Regions from separate parts of the Homo sapiens genome. Here region 1 is linked to region 2. A link is an interaction called in ENCODE POLR2A ChIA-PET data of the cell type or tissue named here. Cell type or tissue: Panc1. All regions are shown on one strand. Each heading gives the region's core, and the rest is flanking DNA. Links, peaks and the distances in the headings are about the cores only.

Region 1 (4,397 bases), core at 296-4,295, 590 kb before region 2:
AGTCTCTGTCCTTAAGTACAAAGCTAGTTAGGTGGCCGATTGCTCTATAGAGTCCACCATGGTGCCTAAGGGAGGCTGCGTTCCAATGCCAGGTGGTCTGGAAAGAGGATGGTGGTGGTGGTGGTGGGGAGTGGTTAAGAGGAGCCATCACAGGCTCTTTTCCTTTTCTCAGCTACAGTTTTGCTTGCCTGCTTCTCTCTCAGGCAGCATAAATACTAACCATTACTCTCTTCTCTACAGATGCAATCATTCTAAAAGCTTTGGGGTTTTTTGTTTGTTTGGTATGTTTGCTGCCAAAACTATTTGGCAGCCAAACCTGACCTAAACAGTATGAAGCTATTTATAGTCTTTATTTATCCTGCTTGTCATAGATATCAGATGTTTCACTGCAGAAATGCTGATGTGTTGGATTACAGGTACTGCTCTGGACCCCCTTGGGTGGTGTTATGTAATACAGAATATACGGACCATTATAGGTACCTTTCTGAAATCTCCAAAACTATGAATTTCCCAGGGTTTTTGGAAACGGTTTGCGGTCCTTTGGGATTGAGCCTGGATTGTCTTATGATAAAGAGGTTCATGGTGGGAGAGGAAGTCAGGAGAGACTGGGAATTTAAACAACGTAATGAGACAAACCATGATTGGTAGTTTGCAGGAAGAGTAGGTCAAGTTGGCTGTGGGACAGGGTCACAGGGCCAGCCCAGCAAAGCTGCTGGCATCCTGGAGGGCCTCAGGGGCTAGGGTCTTAAATTTCTTTTTTTCCTTTGAGACAGGGCCTCGCTCTGTCACCCAGGCTGCAGTGCAGTTGCATTATCATGGCTCACTGCAGCCTCACCCTTCAGGGCTCAAGCAGTCCTCCCACCTCAGCCTCCTGAGTAGCTGGGACAAAAGGTGCACACCACCATGCCCAGCTAATTTTTGTATTTTTTTAAGAGACAGGGTTTCACTATGTTGCACAAGCTGGTCTCAAACTCCTGGGCTCAAGTAGTCTTCCCACCTTGGCCTTCCAAAGTGCTGGGATTACAGACGTAAGCCACCGCACCCAGCCCTTAGATTTCTACACAAGCTGGAGAAGGTAGATAAGATCCTGGCTCCAGGCATTTTTTTCATGGCCGTTCTCTCCCAGAGTCAGACTCTCCCCTTGATGCCAGAATTCTCCCTTTCTCCAGACCCAGGGAACACCTAACTCCACCTCTCCGGGTCAGTCAGGTAGGGGCAGCCAGATGCTCACCCTATCCCCTGGATGTCCTGGGGGAAAATCCGTCTCTATCATAAAGCCATAGTAAGTGCCTAAAATGTGAAAACTTTACATGAGAAAGACAGCTGCGAAGGAGAAAGAAAGTGAAAATTTATGACTGAATGCTTTCTAGGCATCCAGCCATGTCCTAGGTTCTTACACCAGCTTATTTTTTTTTTCATCCTTGCAGCATCCTGGGAGATCAGTATTTTCATCCTCATTTTTATAGTTGAGGGAATTGAGGGCCTGAGGTTATAGGATTCTTGCTAGTCCTCTTTCTCCCCCTGAAGTCCCCCTGCAATAGGGTAAGAAGTTCTAGTCCAAGCTTTCCTCTCTTCCATCTTCCAGGAAAGCGGAGAGACTGGAGCCCTGGTAGTGTGTGTTGGAGGGGAGAATGTGGGTCCCTTGGAAGGGAGTGGCTGGGGGCCCTGAGCTCTGGGGGATAATCCAGGCCAACCCTGTGGTGCTCCTTTCCCAAAGCTCCATCAGAGACAAATAGAATTGTGACATATCCCCTTGTCCCTCCAGGGAAGGCTGCTCCCTCCTCAGTGGGTGTCACCTCCGTCTGCAGCTGTTTAGCTCTTCCTTCTGTGTCAACACTCCCCCCTTGTCTCTTTGTGAGAACTTCGGTTGTATTGTTGTTATTCTTGTTGTTGTTTTTGAGATGGAGTCTCCCTCTGATGGAGTCTCCTTCCATCACCCAGGCTGGAGTGCAGTGGCTCCATCTCAGCTCACTGCAACCTCTGCCTCCTGGGTTCAAGTGATTCTCCTTCCTCAGCCTCTTCAATAGCTGGGACTACAGGTGCACACCACCACGCCCAGCTTATTTATTTATTTATTTTTATTTTTAGTAGAAACAGGGTTTCAGCATATTGGCCAGGCTGGTCTTGAACTCCTGACCTTAAGTGATCTGCCTGCCTTGGCCTCCCAAAGTGCTGGGATTACAGGCATGAGCCACCGTGCCCGGCCGGCTGTATTGTTTTCTATGTTTATTTAAAACTAAAAACTTGCAATGATGCGAGTTTGGAACTGCATGCCCCAGGAACATCTGGGCTCCTGAGTCACTGGAGAACAGCTTAGAGACAGGGTGGGGACAGTAAGCTAAGCTGGGAAGAGTGACTCAGAGATACCAGAGTCATCATGACCTGTCCAGAAGCAGAGGAAACAGCGACCCTGCAGATGGGCCAGAAGGAGCTGGGATTTTTCAAGTAGCAGGAGAAAGGATGCACCTCAGGTGGTGGGGGAAGTGACAGTGCAGAAAATGGTGCCCTCATGGAGCTATCCTGGCCAGCAGAGAGCCCCAGACCACATTCTGCCTGGCTTTACTGTGATTGCAGTGCATGGCTTATTTCTCCTGCTAGACAGGGTATGGGGCTGTGTTAAATGCACCTTTTGTATTGCCCACAGCACCTAACACAAAGCCAGACTCTGTTGATTGGATGGGTGAGTGAATGAAAAAGTACCATAGGCTTAAAAACCAGGCAGTGCCGGGTGCGGTGGCTCATGCCTGTAATCCCAGCACTTTGGGAGGCCGAGGTGGGCGGATCACGAGGTCAGGAGATGGAGACCATCCTGGCTAAAATGGTGAAACCCTGTCTCTCCTAAAAATACAAAAAAATTAGCCGGGCGTGGTGGCATGTGCCTATAGTCCCAGCTACTTGGGAAGTTGAGGCAGGAGAATCGCTTGAACTCAGGAGTTGGAGGTTGCAGTGAGCCAAGATCGTGCCACTGCACTCCAGCCTGGGCGACAGAGTGAGACTCCATCTCAAAAACAAAACAAAACAAAACAAAAAAACAGGCATTACCAGCCTGCCACAGAATATGCCTAGAGAAATCTACAGGTGACCCTGATGGGGCATGCAGAACCCAGAGCCGTGGAAATCACCTAAAAGGAGGGGACCACCTAAAAGGAGGGGACAGGAGAGCATCTGAGCAGACTGTCTGTTGCCTGGAGCAACAGGAGGACTCTCTGGGGTCAGCTGAAAGGGAAGCAGTCAGGGGACTTGCAAGGGGGGAGTACCACTCGGGCAAGGGCAGGAGAATAACAGGCGGTGCCCTGGAGGAACACTGCATGCTGCTGAGGAAGGAGGGCGGCCTTGGCGATGATGTCACCATGAAGCACTTGGAATTGAGACAGAACATTCTCACTTGGGGTCAGTTTGTACCCTCGTACTGAAAGTTACTCCCTGGTGCTATCTGTACTCATCATATTTTGACACACTTTAGAGTAACCCTTCCATCTCTCCCTGCTTCTTTTTGAATTTAAACATCAAGCATTTGAACACAAGTCTTCATGTCCATTTATCTCAGTGTAAAGAGGAACAACTGGGCTGGGCGTGGTGGCTCATGCCCTCTCTTGGTACTTGATATAGTCAGTTGCCTGACTGCAAACCCAGGCCTACCCTGGGTAGAAAGAAAAGGGAGTTGTGACAGTTGCCAGGAAGATTTCTCTGTGGAAGCAGCTGGTGTTTTTCTGAGTGGAAACTTTGTGGAGGGAACTAGCATTTAATTAAAAAACAGGCTGGGCGCAGTGCCTTACACCTGTAATCCCAGCACTTTGGGAGGCCGAGGCGGGTGGATCACTTGAGGTCAGGAATTCGAGACCAGCCTGGCCAGTATGGCGAAACCCCATCTCCAATAAAAATACAAAAAATTAGCCAGGTTTAGTGGCCGGCACCTGTAATCCCAGCTACTTAGGAGGCTGAGGCAGGAGAATTGCTTGAACCTGGGAGGCGGAGGTTGCAGTGAGCCAAGATCGGGCCACTGCACTATAGCCTGGGCAACAGAGTGAGACTCCATCTCAAAAAAAAAAAAAAAAGGAATAACTGATGGGATCACGTTGACTTTCCCATTCTCTCCTCATAGACATGTGCTCAACAACTGCCTCTAGAGAGGAAGCAGGCCTGGTGGTGGCAGCTGTGGAGTAGGGACACGGTGGCTGGGATGGGGGTGGAGTTAGGGAGTGGGAAGCCGGGGGTCTATCTCCTGCCCATGGGCTTTTCCTATCTAGCCACATGGTAGATGAGCCCGTGCTCCTGGCCAGTTCTGCCCTCCTTGCCTCCATTTCATTTCAGGATTCCTGGCCACTCTCTCTGGTTGCCAGCCCAGCACCAAGCCTCCCAGACATTGATTCTCTGCTGCTCTGTGGCATAGAAGACTA
Region 2 (4,397 bases), core at 127-4,126:
TGCCCCACTAACCTGGTAGGAGGTGGGGCTCCCATCACCTGTGGAGCATGCAACCCAAGCCACAACTCCCCTGCTGCAGCCAGTGTCTTCCCAGCAGCTGCTCCAGATGGGCTGCCACTGCCACCACTAGAATTCTGATACATTGTTGGTGGGAAAGTAAGATGGTACAACCATCTTGGGAAAAAGCTTGACAGTTTCTTAAGTTAAACATGTACCGTATACCATATACCACACAACACAGACTTTCCACACCTAGCTATTTACCTAAGAGAAATGACAGCATATATCCATACAGACTTGTAAATGAATGCTCATGCTGCTTTATTGGTAGTAGCAAAAAACTAGCAACAACTCGAATATCCATCAACAGGTGATTGAATAAACTAATTGTGATACAGCCAAACAATGAATACTGTTCAGGAATAAAAAGAACCACTGGTTTCTGCAGCAACAAGGATGAAATCTCAAAATAATCATGCTCCATGAAAGAAGCCAATAAAAGATTATACACTGTATGATTTCATTATGTATAAATCTAAAAAACACAAACTAATGTATAACTACAAAAGCAAAATGAGTGCCTACCATATGTCAAAAGATTGAAAACTGCAAACCATTCTAGCATATACTTTAAACAAATGACCCATAAAACTGTAGAATTTTTCACGAACATTTTCAACTTTCATTTTTTCATGAACATTTCAACTTCAACTATCACAATTCAGTATGTGATAACTGAGACTCAGCATGGTTACATTCTGCAACTTAACTCCAGTTTAACTTTTTGCTCCTTTGGTAATTAGAATTTGCACCTTTGGATGACTTGCCCCCTAATATGTGTAAGTATCATGATTCGTAAGGTATTTTAAGGGTAGGGAGAGAAATGAATGAGAGAAAAGACAGATGAATGGGTCAGGTTTCCTGGGGTTTATGAATTAGGATATATATCATGGCATTTGTTAACCTATGGCAGCATGTCAGGGCAAAGAGTGTTGGAAGGAACAGATAAGAGGAAATGTGCTGGTAGATATGGCTGGAAAAGGTTTTTCAGGATGAGTGGCTGACAAGATTATAGATTAACCTATCAGATTATCTGTTCAGAAGGTATTAAAAATGGCTGCCAGAGAAAGACTGGAGATTTCAATTTCAGTGTAACTTCAAAGTGTAAGATGAGAAAACATGGTTTTCTCAAACAGGCACTTTGAATTGGCAAAATGATAATAAAATGAAATTAAACAGCTGATTTTTCTAAAGCACTTGCTATAAATTCCAATTAGATATCTGCATCATTTAAAAACTTCAAAAGCACATATTAGCAAACAAATGCAAAAAGTACATTAAAAGACTAATACAGTGTAAGTAGAGTTAAATCAGAACTGCAAAAATGGTTCAACTGTAGAAAATAGCTACCATAATTAACCACACGGGTAGATTTTAAAACCCAAATAATTATAGCAGAAAGGAGAAAACAGACTATAGGAGAAAGACTACCATCCAAAGCAAGTCTTAAATTGCAACAAAATGGGGCTCTTCTGAAAGAAAATGCCTAATAGAGACTATATTCATAAAAGTGCAAAGAAGGCACCAAAGATCCTGGCTAATACGGTGAAAACCCATCTCTACTAAAAACTATAAAAAAATTAGCCAGGCATGGTGGCGGGCACCTGTAGTCCCAGCTACTCGGGAGGTTGAGGCAGGAGAATGGCATGAACCTGGGAGGTGGAGCTTGCAATGAACCAAGATCGCGCCACTGCACTCCCGCCTGGGTAACAAAGCAAGACTCCGGCTCAAAAAAAAAAAAAAAAAAAAAATTTATATTAATGGGGTCTCCCTAAACTCAAAGATTAGCCCACACTTAACATATTTACTACAAATAGCCTTAAAAATAGGAGATACATAACACATTCCATTTTAAATCTTCACAGTGGTCAATGGTGCTAACAGGTAAGTAACATTTCCAAAGATGAAGATGCTAAAGCTAAAAGAGGATTAAAACTATATGGCTAATCAGAGGCAGTAGGTGGCAGGCCTGAACCTAGGTCGTCTCTATAGCCCACATACTTCACTTCATACCACAGCACCTATGGTGAGGCTCAACTAAAATGGCATCTAATTCATATCCATTAATAAGACTGAACATCTCATGATACCACAATACATAGATTTTACACAAGTACGATAGACATTATTACTATCCAAAGTGGTAGATTTTACTATCATCCCTATTGCATCAAGGTGAAAATAAACTTTATGTAAGTTTATTAATTTGCATAAGAAAATACTGCATCTAATTTCACAGCACTTTTAAAGACATATAATTTATATTTATAATAAAAGTACGTATATAAACAAATACAAACACACTCATAAAAAAACATATTGTTTATTAAACCCTTAGTGTTTTAATTTATGTTATCTCACTTTTAATACTGTTAAAAAACCTGTAAGGTAGGTATTCTTTTCCCCATTTTAAAAATGAAGGAAAGTGAAGCTAAGAAAGGCTAAGTAACTCTTCAAAACCTACATAACTAGTAAATGATTAAAACAAAAGATGAGGCCGGGCGCGGTGGCTCATGCCTGTAATCGCAGCACTTTGGGAGGCTGAGGCAGGCGGATCACGAGGTTAAGAGATCAAGATCATCCTGGCTAACACGGTGAAACTCCATCTCTACTAAAAATACAAAAAATTAGCCGGGTGTGGTGGCGGGTGCCTGCAGTTCCAGCTACTCGGGAGGCTGAGGCAGGAGAGTGGCATGAACCTGGGACACAGAGCTTGCAGTGAGCCAAGATTGTGCCACTGCACTCCAGCCTGGGTGACAGAGCGAGACTCTGTCTCAATTAAAAAAAAAAAAAAAAAAAAAAAAAAAAAAAACAGATGAACCCAGATTTGTCTGACCCCACAGTTCATCCTTTCCTTTCTAATAGTACATACTGCCTAAAGTTCAATAAAGGGATATTCTATAAGCAAATGAAGAAAAAACTGAAGACATCTTCACTACTTAATATTTTTTATGATTTGAAAGTTGTACTTATAACCACTACAAATGTATGCAAGATATTTACATGAAATTAATGTGAACAAGTTAAAAAAAAATCAGAGAAGGTACCTGAAATAAACTGAACCAGCTACATCAGTGCTTGTGTTAGTTTCTCAAAAGGACTGGGTGCACGTTTGCAGTTCCCAGAATAGGGAAGATCCACCGTATTTCCCAGGCCAACTTAAATTACAACCAGAGAAAGAGGGAAAAATTCTGCAGTGGATGTTTCAATCTGTTTCCTTCTTGAATCATGATCCCATGGCACCTATCGGTTTGTTCCTCACCTTCTCTTACTCCCCTTGTTACCCTGAGTTTGTTTTTCTGACTGACTCTGACTACACTCTTGGCACTCTTGACTATAATAACTGCCTGGCCTTTACCTTTTGGCCTACCTACACAAATCCTAGAATTCTTCCTGTGTTAGGTTTTACTTTCTGTTACTTTGTTGATCCTGTCAGTCACCTGCTCATCAGTCAACCATTCTTTTAGTTATTAGTTTTCTCACTAGCAGTGGGAGATAGCTCTTGATCACTTTCTGTTAAATATCAGCCATTATAACTACTCTCTCTCCTAGAATTAAATCCTTTAGGACTTAATATTCTACTATAGTTTGGAAAAGGAAGACATGACTATTGAGATCCAAAGAGGAAGTAGGGAAACAATGGTGAAAGAAAGCAGAACTACTACAAATGCAGGGGCAAGACTAGAGAAATTGGGTCTTTCTAATCCAAAGCTATTCACAAGTTATCTGTATGCCTATATGAAATAAAAGTTTGTGACCAAGGGATAAATGAGGAAAGAATACTGGAAATACTTTTTAATTCATAATACTTACCTTGGCTCTCAGTTCTGAAGGGTAATGATTCATAGGCTTCAAAGCTTTGGGAGAAAAAGGCTAAGTTATTCACAGTCTACTAGCTGCTAGCCTGGTACATCATTCTACTTATTATTCAATAGTTAACTAGAACCCTCACACAATGTATAGCCTAGAAAATCCAATGAAACTGAGCCCTAACGTGCTGCTTCTGTAAGAGGTTTCTGGACTCTGTCCTGCTCTAATCATTCCTGTCTCAAATTTCTCCAAGAGTCAGACACTTTACATTATCCTGCAAAGTTCTCATGAACACCAAGAGGTGGTCTGGAGGGCAAAGAAGATGTACATCTTAAAAAGAGAAGGGAGGATTCATCACAAAAGCAACTTTAAAGTTCCCATGCTTCTCCAAGAAAAGAGATATATGTAATAGCCTTACCAGTAAACAACATCCAGTGGTGCAAAATAATTCTTCATTATCAGGTCAGCAAAGTAAGCTTCTGTTTCCCTGCAGGCAGTTCCATTTCCAATCACTACTGTGCTGCAGC

The links. ChIA-PET counts read pairs that join two places held together with the same protein. Peaks named below come from ENCODE experiments on the same cell type or tissue, not always from the same donor. Only the 100,000 strongest peaks of a DNase experiment are listed, where the experiment ranks them.
Region 1: POLR2A ChIA-PET joins it to region 2 with 10 read pairs; 2 of 35 experiments call an interaction of 5 or more read pairs at or near these places.

What each region holds. Positions count from the first base shown.
Region 1 is chr2:44,956,751-44,961,147 of GRCh38, forward strand. No RefSeq gene overlaps it. Among named protein-coding and RNA genes, the nearest start is that of SIX3-AS1, 17 kb to the left of the region's middle. In Panc1, for the core only: no CTCF peak of the experiment used is centred there; a DNase peak (open chromatin) is centred at 2,362.
Region 2 is chr2:45,542,444-45,546,840 of GRCh38, forward strand. It overlaps SRBD1 (S1 RNA binding domain 1), which reads right to left. Exons shown (of 21, transcript NM_018079.5): 14 at 4,289-4,396. Among named protein-coding and RNA genes, the nearest start is that of SRBD1, 67 kb to the right of the region's middle. In Panc1, for the core only: no CTCF peak of the experiment used is centred there; no DNase peak of the experiment used is centred there.